Regions from separate parts of the Homo sapiens genome. Here all the other regions are linked to region 1. The links are chromatin contacts, found by Hi-C or POLR2A ChIA-PET in ENCODE. All regions are on one chromosome and are shown on one strand. Each heading gives the region's core, a stretch centred on a gene start or an enhancer-like site at or near the end of the contact. The rest is flanking DNA. Distances are from core to core; before and after follow the strand shown.

Region 1 (3,969 bases), core at 1,076-3,575:
TTAGTTTCTGACCTCTTGGTTATTTTCTGTTTTCCATTGGACTTTTCGGTTGCTCCCTGTTTCTTTTTAAAAGTAGCACCTCAGTCTGTTCACACTAGAAAATGTTTGGCTTATTTTGCATGTCCCTTTTCTCAAAGGATAAAGGGAACAACCGTTCCTACGAATTGCTGACATCTCTGTGGAGGCCAGCTGCTAAGTGAAGGAAAGCGTGGCCGTGACTTGCAGGAGATCAGAGGCCCCCAGGCTCCTTCAGGCCAACCGACATCCAGATGAGGGCTTCTTGCTTCTTTTAGATCCATGCTCTGAACCCAGATGATGGTCTTGGATGGCTGCTGTAGTCAGGACTCTAGCCAACCTAACCCATGTGCCTTATGTTAACTTACAGTATTAAGCAAACATTTGCTTGTTAATCTACAATCTTTTTTTTGTTGTTGAGATGGAGTCTCACTCTGTCACCCAGGCTGGAGTGCAGTGGCATCATCTCGGCCCACTGCAGCCTCTGCTTTGTGGGTTCAACCAATTCTCCTGCCTCAGCCCCCTGAGTGGCTGGGACTACAGGCACCTGCCACCATGCCCGACTAATTTTTGCATTTTTAGTAGAGACGGGGTTTCACCATGTTGGCCAGGCTGATCTCAAACTCCTGACCTCAAGTGGTCTGCCTGCCTCAGCCTCCCAAAGTGCCAGGATTACAGGTATAAGCCACTGTGCTTGGCCTAATCTGCAATCATTATTCCAAGTTCTTGCCACTACCCTTAAGCAGGTTCTATGTGAGTGGTCCTCCTGATCTGCAGTGGACTGCTGCTTTAACTTGGCTGAATAACAACTATTATACCACACCCTTGTGTCCTGCAATGCAGTTTAGACACATGAGAAAATAGTACGAACCTCAGCCCAGTTCAGTGGCTCATGCCTGTAGTCTCAACACTTTGGGAGACCAAGGTGGGAGGATCACTTGAGCCCAGGAGTTCGAGACCAGCCTGGCCAACATAATGAGACTCTATCTCTACTAAAAAAATAAAAAAAATAAAAAAATAATTGACCAGGCATGGTGGTGCATACCTGTGGTCCTAGCTACTCGGGAGGGAGGATAGGAGGTCCAGGCTGCAGTGAGCTGTGATCATGTCACTGCACTCCAGCCTGGGTGACAGAGCAAGACTCTGTCTCAAAAAGAAAAAAGAAAAAAAGCCGGGCATGGTGGCTCATGCTTGTAATCCCAGCACTTTGGGAGGCCAAGACAGGTGGGATCACCTGAGATCAGGAGTTCAAGACCAGCCTGGCCAACATGGTGAGACCCTGTCTCTACTAAAAATACAAAAATTAGCTGGGCATAGTGGTGGATGGCTGTAATCCCAGCTACTTGGGAGGCTGAGGCAGGAAGATTGCTTGAATCCGGGAGGCGGAGGTTGCGGTGAGCTGAGATTGCGCCATTGCACTCCAGCCTTGGTGACAGAGCGAGACTCCGTCACACACACACACACACACACACACACACACACACACACACACACACAAAAGAGGATATAGAACCAGCCCTGTAGATTTTGTGCCAGCTCTCAGGGGACTTCCTGCACCACTTGGACTATCATTCTTCCAGATCAGGTGTCCCCAGGGATCGTCTGCAGTGGTTACAAACAACACTTCACAAAATGTTAATAGCCACGAATCTATTTTAATGTGTATTAGAAAAAAATATGGCTGGGCATGGTGGCTCATACCTGTAATCTCAGCACTTTGGGAGGGCGAAGTGGGCAGATCACTTGAGCCCAGGAGTTCAAGACCAGCCTAGGTGACATGGCAAAATTCTGGCTCTACAAAAACACAAAAATTAGCCAGGTGTAGTGGCATACGCCTGTAGTCCCAGCTACTTGGGAGGCTGAGGTGGGAGGATGGCTTGAGCCTGGGGGGCAGAGGTTGCCATGAGCTGAGATAGTGCCACTGCACTCCAGCTTGGGCAACAGAGTGACACCCTGTCTCAAAAAGAAAAATTATAACATGCACATAAAACCTGAGACATGCATTTCTTTTCAAAAGTCATCAAAGTTAAAAAGTGAGTCCTATTTAGAGACTATTAACCAAGTAACTCTAGGAGGCAGTGTGTGACTACGGAGAACACCCTGAAGGCCTAAAACCCCTTATGGGGAGGCTCTGAAGGCCACCCCAAGCCCTTTCATTTTTCACTCCTCCATCTTCATTACTCCTTCTCTCTCCAAGTTCTTCATCTTCTGGGCCTGTTTCTCCTTCCCTTCCTCCCTCTAAGCTTCTCTGGTGGTGCCCTGGGTTTTAACAGGGAGAAGGAAAGAGGCTCACATTTAGTGATCATGAATTACTTGCTAGAAGGTCACAGATGTAAGGCAGATACTGTCTACTAGTGGGGCTTTGGGTGATTTCTCTGGAGTACTTTTTGAATTTGCATGTGTGAGTCACCTGAAGATCTGGTTAAAGTGCAGATTCTAGCCCAGATGGTCTGGAGTGGGGCTGAGATGTTTTCATTTCTAGCAATCTCCAAATGATGCTGCGGTGGTTGGTTCGTGGGCCACACTTGGAGTCACAAAGGTTGATCATGGAGCTCTATTTCTTTTTTCCTTTTTTCCTTTTTTTTTTTTTTTTTTTTTGAGATGCACTCTTGCTCTGTCGCCCAGGCTAGAGTGCAGTGGCGCAATCTCAGCTCACTGCAACCTCCCCGCCTCCCGAGTTCAAGAGATTCTCCTGTCTCAGCCTCCTGAGTAGCTGGGACTACAGGCGCATGCCACCACGCTCAGCTAATTTTTTGTAATTTTAGTAGAGGCGGGGTTTCACCATATTGGTCAGGCTGGTCTCGAACTCCTGACCTCAGGTGATCCACCCACGTCGGCCTCCCAAAGTGCTGAGATTACAGGCGTGAGGCACTGCGCTAGGCCATGGAGCTCTATTTCTTTAGAGAACTAAGAACAGAGAAATACATATTTTAGGAAGAGGATGAGTTCTGAAACCACCTCTATCATCTGCAGTGAAGCCAATTATTAAGAACACTTAAGAGTCTAGCATGTTTTGCTCTCTGGAAGAAATATAAGATGGTTCCTTTATACTGACCAAGGCAGTTTGTAATGAAAACTGTTGGCTCAACTTGTTGCTAGGGTACCGCTGGGGAACTGGCACACAGAAAATCTGTAACCTAATGTGATTGTGTGGGAACTAATGAGCTCTGAACATGACAGGCAGGGAGGGTTCTGCTTCCCTCCTTTGCTCAGGTGATGGGCTAACACCCATGTCCAATTAGGCAAACCTGGCATGTGTAGCCATTCGGGGCTGCTGCAGAGCTGTTTCTCTGGGTAGAGAAAATTGGATTGTTGAATTGTTCCAAATATATTGGTATGCTCCCGTCTCCCATCCATTTGGTTATGATAACCAGACCTGCAGACACGTTCTGAGGGTTAGAATAGCTCCAGCATTTAGAAAACAAGCCAGCCAAATACAAAAGGACCCAGATTGAGGTTATATGAAAATTGATGGACGTGATTCAGGACCTTGCTATTTTAAATGAAATGACCTTCACCTGAAGAGATCAGAGGGCGACGCTATTAAGAGGTGTTGCACTTTTACAGTATTCTTTCTGTTAGGGCAGAAAAACTTATGGAAGGAAAAAGGCAAAGTGAATCACCTTTTCTTAAGATTCAGCTGGAACCAGACACTTAGCAAAAGTGATGCTCTGCAGCTGACACAAGTAGCCACATGATTGTGGAATGATAGTGCTCCAAAATGTTCTTGGGGGCTGGATGTGGGGGCTCACACCTGTAATCCCAGCACTTTGGGAGGCCAAGGCAGGCACATCACTCGAGGTCAGGAGTTCGAGACCAGCCTGGCCAACATGGGGAAACTCCGTCTCTACTAAAAATACAAAAATTAGTCAGGTGTGGTGGCAGGTGCCTGTAATGCCAACTACTCGGGAGGCTGAGGCAGGAGGATTGCTTGAACCTGGGAGGCGGAGGTTG
Region 2 (3,969 bases), core at 1,051-3,550, 300 kb after region 1:
GCACTATCTTGGCTCACTGCAACCTCCGCCTCCCAGATTCAAGCAATTCTCCTGCCTTAGCCTCCCTTGTAGCTGGGATTACAGGTTTCTGCCACCATGCCCGGCTAATTTTTGTATTTTTAGTAGAGTCAGAGTTTCATCATGTTGGTCAGGCTGGTCTTGAACTCCTGAACTCAAGTGATCTTCCCTCCTTGCCTCCCAAAGTGCTGGAATTACAGGTGTGAACCACTACACCCGGCCGGGACTGTTTTTTTTTTTTTGGTTTTGTTTTGTTTGTATAAGCATGCTATTTTGGCAATATAAATAATTAAAAATTCAAAATAATTCTATGCTGGATTTTACTTCAAGCTGTAGGATTGGACTTCCCTAAATATCCTAAAGGAAATGCAATGATTACAGTAATTACTGTTATGCCCTGTTCCTGCCCGTAAGAGATTAAAAGCAGCCTGTGGCTTCTTGCTGCTCCCTCTCTGTTATGAGCCTTTCATGTAACAGACAGGAACAGAAAAAGGCCAGGGCGTGGAGAACCCATTGAGATGCTAAGCTGCTAATGCAATTATATGTGCTTGGAGCTGATAGCAAACACCAGCACTGAAACCAGGGCAGGCAGCTGGGGTTTGTGATGTCTGTACCCGCAGTTCCAAAGGGGTCAGATGAAGCTGTTCCCTGGCACCCTGCTTGTTCTTCTTTTCTGGAAACAGCCTGGACCTGGAGGCAGACCCCCTGGAAGCTGGAAAATAGGGCCTTCCCTTCCCCGTAAACTGAACCTCATAAGAGATCAACAGAAGCTTCAGAACTGCACCGCACAGCATCCGGGAGTCACCTCAGTGGCGCTCAGACAGGGCTGCTGTGTTTCCCACAAGGGCGATTCTGATTTTCTTTTATGAGTAAGTCCAAGTTGTGTCAGCACTTGGGAAAAGTCAACACGCTTTTTGAGATGAAATAAAATAATAAAATAAAAATGCTCACTCTCCCTACATTCACCCCCAAATCCTTTGAGCAGAAGCAGATTGTCCTCTGGTCTGGGTGAGAATTGTGACACCTTGTCTCTCTCATATCTGGTGATCAATAAGAAAAGCCAGCAGAGCTGATAGGGTGAAAAATGCCCATGGAGCAGGTGTGGAGCAGCTGTGAGGCAGGTGTGGGGTGGGTGTGGTGTGGGTGTGGAGCAGGTGTGGGGCGGGTGTGGTGTGGGTGTGGAGGTGTGGGGCGGGTGTGGAGCGGGTGTGAAGCGGGTGTGGAGCGGGTGTGGGGCAGGTGTGGGGCAGGTGCGGGGCAGGTGTGGGGCAGGTGCGGGGCAGGTGTGGGGCAGGTGTGGGGCAGGTGTGAAGGTGTGGGGCAGGTGTGGGGCGGGCATGGAGGTGTGGAGCAGGTGTGGGGCGGCTGTGGGGCGGGCATGGGACAGGTGTGGAGCAGGTATGGGGCCAGCATGGAGGTGTGGGGCAGGTGTGGAGCGGGTGTGGGGCAGGTGTGGGGCAGGTATGGAGGTGTGGAGCAGGTGTGGGGTGGGAGTGGGGCAGGTGTGGAGCGGGTGTGGGGCAGGTGTGGGGTGGGTGTGGGGCAGGTGTGGAGCGGGTGTGGGGCAGGTGTGGGGTGGGTGTGGGGCAGGTGTGGGGCGGGTGTGGGGCAGGTGTGGGGTGGGTGTGGGGAAGGTGTGGGGCGGGTGTGGGGCATGTGTGGGGAAGGGGCGGCTCAGGAGAGCGAGGCTGGATGGAAGCTGTCCATTCCACTGTCCGACCAGTGCCGGCGCTCCTCCCTGCACACATCATGCTGCAGGCAGCTGAGCGGGCACTACAGTTCCACCTGTGCCACCCACTGCCTCTTGCCTGCTTCTGCAGGGCCAGCCAAGCAGGTGTGTGTCCCCATTTAACCCGTAGGAAGGAGAGGCACGGAGCAGCATGAGGCTCACGATCACGCAGTATGCCAAGGCCAGGGCCAAGATGGTCTTCTGACGTGCCCTCTAGACCTGTTAGATGAATTCTAACTACTTCACCCAGGTTCTCTAGTTTCTGTCTGGTCCTCAGGTGAGATCACCAGCTTCCTGGTCCACCTGCACCAACTTCCTTTTCTGCTCTGCTGTTTATAACGGGTCAGTGGAGAATCGGCCACCGCATTTTCATGTTGAAGAGCCTAACCCCTTTGTTATTCAACATGACAGCTAATAAGGTCTTGTCTGATGGATTCGTGGCTGAGTTTAGGTCCAGGAAGTACTGTGTCCATTGATCAGTTTCTGTGCTGTCCTCTTGCTGGAGAACACACCTGTTTGGCTTGGCTGCTCTCCCTCTTGGCCAGGAGCCCTGGTCACCAAGCCACAGCTGGACCCCAGCTACCAGCCAGCTCTGGGGCCCTGTAAGGCCTTCTTTCCTTTAAATGGCCTTTGTTCTATTTGATCCCTGAATGCTTTATCTTGAACTTCATTTTAACATGTACACCAGCTTCCCACAATCCCCTTGGAAGAAAGCTGGATATCAATTATGAAAAAAATAAGGCTGGGATTGGTGGCTCACGCCTGTAATCCCAGCACTTTGGGAGGCCAAGGCAGGCAGATCACCTGAGGTCAGGAGTTTGAGACCAGCCTGGCCAACGTGGTGAAACCCCGTCTCTACTAAAAATACAAAAAATTAGCCGGGCATAGTGGCGGGCACCTGTAATCCCAGTTACTTGGGAGGCTGAGACAGGAGGATCTCTTGAACCCAAGAGGCAGAAGTTTCAGTGAGCCAAGATCACACCATTGCCCTCCAGCCTGGGCAACAGAGCAAGACTCCATCTCAAAAAAAAAAAAAAAAAAGAATAAAAGAAAGAATTGGATGACAGTTTGCAAGAGGCTCCAAAGGAGATCAGGGAAGGGCTGCACATCAGGTCTTAATGCTGGCATGGGGAGAGGGGGCACAGAGCCCCTGAGTGACTGGCCTGCTTCCACACTGAGACCCAAAACCTTGTGTGCTTGAGGACAATGCAGTTCGAATCACGCCACCGGAATTTTCTGTATTTGCTTCTGGACTTGAACATTTGGACAATGTCTACAATTGCATTCTTTGTAATGCTTTTGTGTTGAAATATCGTTTTGAGATACCCTCAAATCATCCACATATTGTCTTTAAAAATGGTGAAAGGTATTTCCATATGGTTTATGTGATCTGTTAATTCATAAAAGTGTTGAGTGGAATTTATCACATACGGTTAATGCTTTGTGCTGCTTCTGTTTCTAGAGCCTGAAATCTGGCTGTTACTTCACTCTCTGTAGGGGTCTGGGGACATGAATTAAGATGCCCTTCTCTATGGAGTGCCTTGTTTGGGAGAGTTTGAACGAAGCACAATAGTTGGTTTTGCTCTCAAGATACCCACAGGTTGGTGTGACCGGCTGGTTGGTGTGTACATTAGTGAAATGTCATGGAGTGGCAGATATGTGTCCAAGAATATAACATGAAGTGTATAGTTACAGCTCAAAGTGCTGAGGAGGAAGGGCAGGGAGGACCAGGTGAGGCAAGCCCAACACAGACGTCTTGAGGGGCAGTGAGACGTTTTGGAGGGTGAGTCGTGTTGGAGCTCCAGGATGGGACAGCTGGGGGTGTTGGATGGCAGGAAGGAGCTCCCAGGACTCAGACAGTCCCCTACTGTCTGAATGCCAGCTCCAAGATCAGTCAGGGACTTTTATCTGTTTTATATACAGCTGATTTCCCAATGCTTGGCACAGAGTAGATGCTCAATAAACAATTGCTGAATGAATGAATGAACGAATGAATGAATGAATGAACGAACAGGCAGGGGAAATGGCAAAAGCCAGCAAAGGCTAGGAGACCAAAGGGCCAGCTTGGGCTGGGGAGGAAGGCGGTGTTAAGAAAATGCCTGTGAAGCTTTGAGAAGGTTGTTAACCTGTAGGAAAGCGGGCCAGATATCTGAGGTGCCATGGGGATACAAAGGAACCCAGGACTCAGGCGTTGCCCTCCAGAAACACAAGTGGTAACTGAT
Region 3 (3,969 bases), core at 613-3,112, 270 kb after region 1:
TCTTTTGGTAGATACCAGTATCCATAAAAGAAGCTTGAGATGAATTGGCTTCTTCCCCCACAACTTCACTTCTAAGTATAAAGCAAGTCTCAAAGCAAACTGCCACACATATTTATTAGCTGTTTATTAGGAAGCAAGTACATTTAAAACACACAAAAGAGCCCAAATGAGTTGTTCTGAAGGTTTAGGGATGATTCAGTTCTGCCCTTTTAGGGACTCTTGTCATAAATGATTCACTCAAGGCAAATGCCAGGATTCCAGAGGCAGAATTCTAGCATCCTGTTAGGTGGTGTCTGACGGGGCAGAATTCCCCAAAGACAGGCTGTAGCCTAGGGTATCCTCTGGAAGGGTAAATTAGGGAAAAGACCTCACTTTACTGTGTCCATAGAAGGGTAGGGAATGTGTCTGACACACATTTAGCCAGTCCACGTATCTTAGCTCACTTTTAATTTCACCAGTGAAAGCCATTTAAGATTCATCACAGATGGCCAGTAGGCCAGTAACACCCATTTAAATATGCCAGTGAGAATGGTCTTGATGGGCGGCTGAGTAGTGGGTAACAGAAGGGGTCATGGTTGCTGCATCTGGATCATGGGCTCTGAATGAGAATGTGGATGGACCTCCAGGAATAGTGACCATCTCAGCTGCAACCTAAGAGACACACACTTGGATAACCATCCAGTTTATGCTCAACTGCAATAAGGCTAATTCTGGACACCTATAATTTTTAATATTAAAATGTTTTGTAAATGAAAACAAAATTAGTTGGGCATGGTGTCACAAACCTGTAGTCCCAGCTACTTGGGAGGCTGAGGTGGGAGGATTACTTGAGCTGGTGAGTTCAAGGTCCACTTGAGCAACAAAGCAAAAGACCCCATCTCTTAAAAAAAATGTAAGACTTGAGAGGGTTTTCCTGGCAGGCAAGGACAGAACAAACACTGCTAGGTATTTGTCATTTTTCAACTTGAGGGGCCAGTTCCCCCAACCCCAAATCCTCAGGATGAGTATGGGATTCTTGAGGGTGGGGAAGCAAGAAATTTGTTTATTAAAGATATTATTGGTTTAGAAAGGTTGATGAATACTGCCATAGTTTAACTAAAACAAAGTCATAAAACTTACATTAACTCTGAATCCCACTAACTCAAGACATGGTAGTTTGATCTCAGGCTGGGCTGAGGCTTTTTTATATCCAAGCTGGGAAAAATTGCCAAGCAAAATAATGGTTTAAACAAGATTGGAAGGAACAATTTAAAAGCACTCATGTGTAATTGATATGTCAATTACTAATCATTCCTCTATTCATTAAACCCAGTCTCCTAAGGATACCTATTTTCTTTATGAATATTTGAAATGTGTAAAATGGCCCTATTTTTAACAGACTGATTCTGGGTTTTACACATTTGGATAAGCTTTCAAATCTATCTAATTTGTGTTTATAAAACATTGCCATCCTGTGTGTATGTATATGTATATGTATATTTTTTCACTGGTTATGTTTTTTTTCAGCCTTCGTTCAGAAAAACCTGGTCTATGGCACAACTAAAAAGGTTTGCCGCAGACCCAAATACGTGTCTCCCCAGGATGTGACGACCATGCAAACCTGGTAGGTTGCAGTGGGGGGCTTGGTACTTAGGATGTAATCAGCTGGGGTGTGCTCTGCAGTGGTGACAGAAAACCTGCCTCAGACAGCACCCGGGCACCGTTGGCTTGTACAACGAAGTGCTCCCACACTCTGTTATCGTTTGTCTTCTACTAGTTGGACCAGAGTGGGAATTACCCTGTGGGTAGAAGCTTCGTGATGCATAATTAGAAGGCTGCCTGTTGTGATCTGCGATGATTCTCTGGAGAAGACAGACTCTGAAGGCGAGTCTAGACTTGAAGCCAACCCATCCGTTTGTCTTTTCTGTGGAATCATTGAGTCATAGACTTGAATTTTTTAAATGTTGAAATAATGAAATAATGATGGAATTACACCAATAAAAACTCATGTATTTTAGTATTTGAATATCACGGAATACCAAAACTCTAAAAACAGATATTGCAGTCACTAATGGGCGAGCTTCGTCAGGGTGAGTTTCTTTCAGTCCCAAGATGGCTGCCAGGAGCCACCAGGTTAGCCTGTGGCCTGTGAGCCCCTAGAAGGGAGGAGAGAAACCTCCTATAGCAGATGAGGGGAAATTCTTGTGCTTTGTACTGATCAGACCCTATCTCAACCTCTGGTGTTATTTTAGGCTTGGGGAGGTGGGATGGGATTGGAACTGAGAGGAAGGGGTCAGTGTTCTCCAAACCACACAGCCACATATTGGGGGAAGGTGGCCTGCATGGTGGAGAGGGACCACAGTGCCCATACAGTTTGGGCTTGCCAGAGCCAGTGCTGGGACTTTAGGCAGTGTTACTGGTAGCTGGCTGCACCTTCTGTTCGCCTGAGAGGTCTGGCTTGTGTCTATTTTATGGAGAACCAACAATGTCTCTTTTGGTTCTTTTGTTTTGTGAAGCATGCAAAGGTCGTTTTTAAATGAGTTTGGTACAAGATAGAGGAGAAAGGTATTATCAGTCCACGAAACTGCCTTGTGAGTCAGACCTAGCAAAGTAATTTCCTGGGAATGTGCCTTACTTTTTCCTTTTTAAATTAAAATTTATTTTTGCGCTGGGTGCAGTGACTCACACCTGTAATCCCAACAGTTCAAGAGGCCGAGGCGGGTAGATTGCTTGAGCCCAGGAGTTCGAGACCAGCCTGTGCGCCTGTAGTCCCAGCTACTCAGGAGACTGAGGTGGGAGAGACACCTGAGCCCAGGGAGGTCAAGGCCGTAGTGAGCCAAGATCACACCACTGCACTCCAGCCTGGGTGACAGAGTGAGACCCGTCTCAAAAATAATAATTATTATTATTATTGTTTTTGACTATGTGTAAAACCTTCACGTGATTAAAAGTCAAACCTATATAAAATGGTATCCTCTGTAGACTGTAACTTCCTCCCTGTTATCTCTACCCTGTTCCCACTGTGGGTAACATTAGTTTCCGGTTTCTCTTTTTTATGTTTCTCTTTGCAAAAATAAGCATTTGCATACATACATATAAAAGTATTTTCTTCTTGCACAAAAGGGAACATGCTATCTATACTGTTCTATACCCTTTTTTGTTTTCACTTAAAAATAGATCATGATAATCACTTTGTTTCAATTCATTAACTTCCTCAATCCGTTTCTTCTTTCCTGGTTCTCTGTAATATGTATGTACCATAGTTTACTTAATATGTCCCCTTTTCATGGATGTTTGTGTTGTTTTCAGTCTTTTGCTATTAAAAAGTATAATGTCGTGATGAACCATTTGATGTATGTGCTGTTTCAAATTTTGGAGGTATGGCCAGGTGCGGTGGTGCACACCTATAATCCCAGCACTTTGGGAGGCCAAGATGGAAGGATCGCTTGAGCCCAGGAGTTTGAGACCAACCTGGGCAACATAGCGAGACCCTGTCTCTTTTTTTTTTTAATTAAAAAAAACAAATTTTGGAGGTCGACTGTTAGGTCAGAGTCGTAGGAAGTAAACCAAATTCCTTTCCATGGGCTTGAATCATTATGCACACCCACTAGGACGCATGAGATGCCACAGAGTGAGTTGTCAGGCTCTTGGGCTTTTGCATTTCTCAGGGGTAAAGATGGGTCAGTGGACTTCAGTTTGCTCTCTCTTAGGAGTGAGGTTGAATATTATTTCTAACATGTAAGTGCCATTTTTGCTTCTTTTTCTGTGGACTGTTGGTCTTTTTATCCATTTTTCTATCAACTTTCTGGTATTTTTCTTAAATATCAAGAGCCTTTTATCTATTAGGGAGGTTGGCCCTCGTTTTGTTATATAAATGGCAAATATTTTCTCTTAGTTTGTTGTTTGCCTTTTGACTTTGCCTGTGAAGTATTTTACCATAAATATATATCTCTTATTATTTTAGTTAAATGTATCAGTGTCTTACTGATT

The links. A loop is a pair of places that touch in the nucleus more often than their neighbours do. ChIA-PET counts read pairs that join two places held with the same protein, here RNA polymerase II (POLR2A). Pooled maps may share reads with other maps.
Region 2: a loop to region 1 is called in a map of mammary epithelial cell, with 38 times the contacts of the local background. The contact joins two enhancer-like sites. A Hi-C loop is called at or near these places in 5 of 168 maps with a recorded cell type or tissue (GM12878, K562, mammary epithelial cell and 1 more), 11 of 37 single-sample maps with no recorded cell type and 10 of 50 pooled maps. POLR2A ChIA-PET finds 5 or more read pairs at or near these places in 2 of 52 experiments (GM12878 and activated T-cell).
Region 3: a pooled map shows a loop between it and region 1 (4-fold over the local background). The contact joins two enhancer-like sites. A Hi-C loop is called at or near these places in 8 of 37 single-sample maps with no recorded cell type and 8 of 50 pooled maps. POLR2A ChIA-PET finds 5 or more read pairs at or near these places in 1 of 52 experiments (activated T-cell).

The regions. Positions count from the first base shown.
Region 1 is chr7:140,302,832-140,306,800 of GRCh38, reverse strand. The region is part of intron 1 of LOC124901758 (a long non-coding RNA gene); the gene reads left to right. Among named protein-coding and RNA genes, the nearest start is that of SLC37A3, 94 kb to the left of the region's middle. Within about 2 kb of position 2,325, at least 3 of the 41 ENCODE cell types and tissues checked have a DNase peak (open chromatin) inside an H3K27ac peak, as active enhancers do.
Region 2 is chr7:140,007,267-140,011,235 of GRCh38, reverse strand. The region is part of intron 10 of TBXAS1 (thromboxane A synthase 1); the gene reads right to left. Among named protein-coding and RNA genes, the nearest start is that of PARP12, 54 kb to the left of the region's middle. Within about 2 kb of position 2,300, at least 2 of the 41 ENCODE cell types and tissues checked have a DNase peak (open chromatin) inside an H3K27ac peak, as active enhancers do.
Region 3 is chr7:140,031,869-140,035,837 of GRCh38, reverse strand. It overlaps PARP12 (poly(ADP-ribose) polymerase family member 12), which reads left to right. Exons shown (of 12, transcript NM_022750.4): 8 at 1,507-1,603. Among named protein-coding and RNA genes, the nearest start is that of PARP12, 29 kb to the left of the region's middle. Within about 2 kb of position 1,862, at least 2 of the 41 ENCODE cell types and tissues checked have a DNase peak (open chromatin) inside an H3K27ac peak, as active enhancers do.